Linked DNA regions of Homo sapiens: region 2 is linked to region 1. The links are chromatin loops, found by intact Hi-C in ENCODE. Cell type or tissue: heart left ventricle. All regions are shown on one strand.

Evidence for each region. Peaks named below come from ENCODE experiments on the same cell type or tissue, not always from the same donor. Only the 100,000 strongest peaks of a DNase experiment are listed, where the experiment ranks them.
Region 2: a loop joins it to region 1, with 28 times the contacts of the local background. A loop is called at or near these places in 61 of 110 quality-filtered maps.

Annotation. Positions count from the first base shown.
Region 1 is chr13:112,605,402-112,607,901 of GRCh38, reverse strand. It overlaps a transcript of TUBGCP3 not described here. Among named protein-coding and RNA genes, the nearest start is that of TUBGCP3, 18 kb to the right of the region's middle. RefSeq lists silencers at 1,218-1,447, 1,478-1,527. In heart left ventricle, a CTCF peak has its summit at 1,315 (motif pointing right); a DNase peak (open chromatin) is centred at 1,391; H3K4me3 peaks cover 1,274 bases; H3K27ac peaks cover 468 bases.
Region 2 is chr13:111,473,406-111,475,905 of GRCh38, reverse strand. No RefSeq gene overlaps it. Among named protein-coding and RNA genes, the nearest start is that of LINC02337, 120 kb to the left of the region's middle. RefSeq lists an enhancer at 540-1,040. In heart left ventricle, a CTCF peak has its summit at 1,277 (motif pointing left); no DNase peak of the experiment used is centred here.

The DNA.
Region 1 (2,500 bases):
ATGCCAAGATTCTTGATCCTATTTAAGTTTCTGATTTTTAACAGACAGTAGCTTTGTTTAGGTTCAGTGTATAGGACCTGGCCTATTTTTGTGAACTGTAATTCCAGTAACAATTTGGTTTTCAGAGCCTTGCAAGGCTAATCTGGTCTAGTTCAGATTTCAGCAAGGTGTAATTTTTTAATGAACATCTATTCATTTTGTAATTAGAAAAATAAAAACTCACTGTACACATGCATCTTATATACAACATGTTAGTATGGATGACACCAGGGCCAAGTGAATACCAGAGTCAAGAACCAAGAGTCAAGGCCATAGGAGAAGAAACAAGTCATACAGTTCAGGGGTGACAGTGGCAGGCAGGACTATCTGACATTCCCAGGTAGCAACAGTTTGTGGGCATGAGGCCTCTGTGCACACTGGGTTATATAACACGTGCTTATTTCAAAGGCACCATCTAGCATCTGAGAGGTGTTTGCCTAGAGGCCAGCCTTGGATTCAAATTTAGGACTTGTGGCTCTGAAGCCACAATGTTACTGGTTGCAAAGTAAGATACAAGATAAAACAATCTTAATTAATTAATTTTACACTTTTAAAAAACAGCTACTAGAAATTTTACTTTAAACCCGTGAAACTCATTTGTGATGCACAGGGTTTCTTGTGCTGTGGAGATGAGACCATCTCTGTTTGCCGAATCAATAAATCTCTACAGCCGGAGCTTTATTAAGTACTACTATTGAAATAATTGGATAAATTTAGATTCTCTATTTTCCCATTAATCTTGGATTAGTTTTAATATATAAAATAATGCAATCCTGACATATGTATAATGCTAAATTAAGGTTCATTTAAAAACAGACTCAGTATGCTAAAGTGAATCTCTCTATTGATCTTATTCATGTAATCTTGAAAAAGTTCATATATTGAAATCTACAAATAAAAATTCCATACCCTCTTTTACTGCTGCCATTTTTACATGCCTGCCAGGTATTTTTTAAACCTCTCAAAATCCTGCAAGTGAAATCTACTTTGAGGATTGGAACACGGAAGTCCAAAGCAGTATCTCGCTCGGAGTCGTCTCTGGCACTGGGATTTCACCAGGACTTTCTGAAGGGCTTTGCAGGGCACCTTGCAGCCTCCAACGTTCTCTTGCTCGTGCAGGGTGGAACGAGCTCCTCCGCATTCTGAAAACCGCCTTTTTCAGTCAGGCAAAGATTGTGGACCACGATCAAATAGACTCATTTGTAGAACTGGGAGAACCCTCCTAATCATCTGACAGTTACTCTTAGATTTCGTCTCTGAAATCGGTTGCGATTCCCGCTGGACGGCAGGGGGCAGCACCAGGCCGCCTCAGGGCCGGACCCGCGCGGGCGGTGCCGCCGCTTCCCCTCAGGCGGCCGGTGTGGGTGGGGCAGCCCGTGGCCTGGGCGGAGTCGGGAAGGGCCTGGCGGGCAAGAGCCTCAGACTGAGGGAAGGAGAGGGCGCCTTTCCGCGCTTCTGTTTCCCTAGAGGAAGGAAAGAAGTTGAGAAAATTCAGAGCCAAATGTAGATTTTCTCGAGTGCCTCATTCCCCACAGCGATCTTGCTGGTAACCGGGAGTGTGTTTTTTCTGCATCAAATGCTCAAATGCGGTCTTCCAAAATGTTTCCGACTGCGGCAGGAATTTCAAACGAAATCCTCGGAGCTAGAAGAAGAGTTACAGAAAATCGCGAATTTCCAGGCAACACGCCAGGGATTTGGGGAAGAGAACAGTAAAACGTAACAGAAATAGCAGCTTCCTGACACGGTGGAAGTCATCTGGTGAAGATTTTTTATACATTTTATATCGACTTTTTAATCTCCTAATTTATGAGTAAAGTGTTAACCTAAGAAGTAAGAATGCATTTTGTAGCTCATCATTGTTTAAATAGAGGCTTTGAAATTCAGCCCGTCTCGGTGATTGTAGCCGCCATTACAAAGTGGCTGCGGGAGGGGTCTGGCCTCTGCTCAGCCACTCACTGCTGTGTGATCTTGGGCAGAGCACTTGATGTCTCTGAGCCCGTCTCCTGAAGCCCAAAGCCAGGCTGTAATATCTGTGTCGGCTGTTCCGTGAGGAAAGATGCCTCATCTCTAGCTCTTCCTCAAGGCTATGAATATAATCAAAGGCGGATGCTCAGGGCTGTGAATAAGAGTTCAGTGACGCAGCGTTTTATCCAGTGCATTCCTCTTCCCAGGCGTCTGTGACATCGTCTTACCGACCAGCTGCCCCACTCTGGGACATTTACATCGCTTTGCAGTGGCCGCACTGACGGTCGACAGCTGCGCCAGGACTTAAGGCTCCAGCCTGGTCCCCTCCTTGCTTCCCAGCACTGCCTGGTCAAATGGTGGAGGACAAAGTGGAGGCAGAAGACGGAGGCGCAGCTGACACGTGGACTAAGGGCTCTCCAGGCATTCCGACTTCTGAAGAGGTGGCTGACAGCCTGAGCTCCATGGAAAGGTTGGGATAAAGAGCCTGTGTGATTGT
Region 2 (2,500 bases), 1.1 Mb after region 1:
TTCAAAATATTGATGGCAGAGGCATTACTGCTGCCATTCTAGAGATACAGGAGCAAGATGGACGATCAGGACACTTCCCAGGGTGATCCAGGAATCACGAGTGTGGCTGGGACTTAAGTGCAGCTCTACCTAAAGCCTGCACATCCAGTCACCTCGCCGCCCTCCCAGCCCCCAGCAGGACAGCTAGGCCCACCCTGGGCCACTCTCAGCCCAGAGCTTCTGGAATCAGTATCAACCCAGTAAATAAGATGACAACACGTTAATGGAATCAGTGCCACCCACACGCTTCTGCTGGAACAAGTGGAAAAGAGGCGTGAAACTGTTTCATGAGCAATAAATACAATCCAGAGATGGTCCCTATTTCTAAGGTAAAGTGGCAAAGCATGGGAATTATAGGGATTGCACCCGGGGCCCTCTGCTACCTCCGTCAGCACCATCCCTCCCCTGTCTCCTGGGGTCCTCTCCAGCCTATGGAGAGTCACCCCGACAGCATCCCTGGTGTGGACGCGATGTGGCTCTGCAGTTATATTAACAAATGTTGGCTGGGAGTGGTGGCTCACACCTGTAATCCCAGCACTTTGAGATGCTGAGGCGGGCGGATCACAAGGTCAGGAGTTCGAGACCAGCCTGACCAACATGGTGAAACCCTGTCTCTATTAAAAATACAAAAATTAGCTGGGCGTGGTGGCGCACGTCTGAGTAGCCTCCAGCTACTCAGGAGGCTGAGGCAGGAAAATCACTTGAACCCGGGAGGCGGAGGTTGCAGTGAGCTGAGATCGCACCACTGTACTCCAGCCTGTGCAACAGAGCGAGACTCCGTGTCAAAAAAATAAATTAAAATAAATAAAAATGTCATCGCCCTCAGGCAGAACCACGCTGAACAAAGCCCTGTAAAGCCTCCCCTGTTCCTGCAACAAATCCTGCACAGATGGAGCCCGAGGTGTTGCCGGAAGCAGAGGAACCTGAGTGCTGAGACCCCAGCGTGGGGCCCCTCCCCGGTCCCTCAGCAGCAGCTCCGCGTCCCACGCCTGCACTGCAGTGGCCTCCTGCACAAGCGAGGGTGCCAGCAGAGTTGGGATTGCAAGGCAGGCAAGTTGGGGGAGCTTTCAGAGTCAGGCCTCCCCAAGGAGCCTGGGGACCAGAGCTGCCCATATCAGCACACAGGACCACAGCCTTCTCCGGCACCTCAGCCAAGCCTCAAATCCTAGACAGGACTCCCTTCTCTGGATCCACCTGCCCAGCAGCACATTTATTTTAAGAGGGATTTTACTGACATCTGGTGGCAAGACAAGAAACCTCACTCTTTAGAAATACCAGATCCAGGGATTTAATCAGCCTCCATCAGAGACCATGAGCTCTAGAATAAAAAGGAAGCCAAGAGAAGAAATGCAGGGTTCCAGGACACTCACAGCTCCCGCCTCCCTAACAGGCACCAAGAAAGTGGGTGAAGCCGGAACTCGCTTGTATCCCCTGGCACCTGCGTCCCAGTCCGGCAGCAACGTCGCTTCCATCCACAACAACGAACACCTTTAGAAAACTCCCCAGCTTGGGACAGTGACTCCCTGGAGCCTTGTTCCCGAGCACTCGGGGTTTCCTGACCCCTCACTGGGGCTGCAGCTTCCCTCTGGCGGAGGGGGACCTCGACACTCCCCGAATTGGCCCCTGTCCCATAGCAGGAGGTCTCCTACCAGCCCCACATCAAAGTTGCAGGGAACAAGCACAGGTGACCTTGTGGTCCAAGCGTGAATGGATAGAGCCTTGTTTCACCCCACGACAACATTAAGGTGCAAACACTGGTGTGATTATAAGACATTTTCATGCACCCGTAGCTTATCAATGAAACACTTTAAAAACATGACCAGGCCTCAGTACCAAGTGCAAATCTACACTCACTAATCAGAACCTCCCCCTAAAAAAGACTAGGTCTTGTCTGGACAAAAGGGTAAAAAGTTGGACTTCTAGGCCGGGCGTGGTGGCTCACGCCTGTAATCCCAGTACTTTGGGAGGCCAAGGCAGATGGATCACTTGAGGTCAGAAGTTTAAGACGAGCTTGGCCGACATTGTGAAACCCCATCTCTACTAAAAGTACAAAAAAAATTAGCCAGGCATGGTGGTGGGTGCCCCTAATCCCAGCTACTCTGGAGGCCGAGGCAGGAAAATCAATTACTTGAACCTGGGAGGTGGAGGTTGCCGTGAGCCGAGACTGCACCACCGCCCTCCAACCTGGGCAACAGAGCAAGACTCTGCCTCAAAAAAAAAAAAAAAAAAAAAAAGTTGGACTTCCAGTCCAAAGTGAAGGACTTACTTTTCATTGACAAATGGGACAATACAAAGAGTATGCAGTCTGAACACAGCCATTCACACCCACTTAGACACACTCCTAGAAAATGGGCCCAATGTGAACAGCTGTGCTTGGCTGGGGCTGTTGTAGGTAATCACGTTCTTCATGTACTTTCTACATGTGTACTTTTTCCAGGTTGGCACAGCCCCCTGGCCTCCG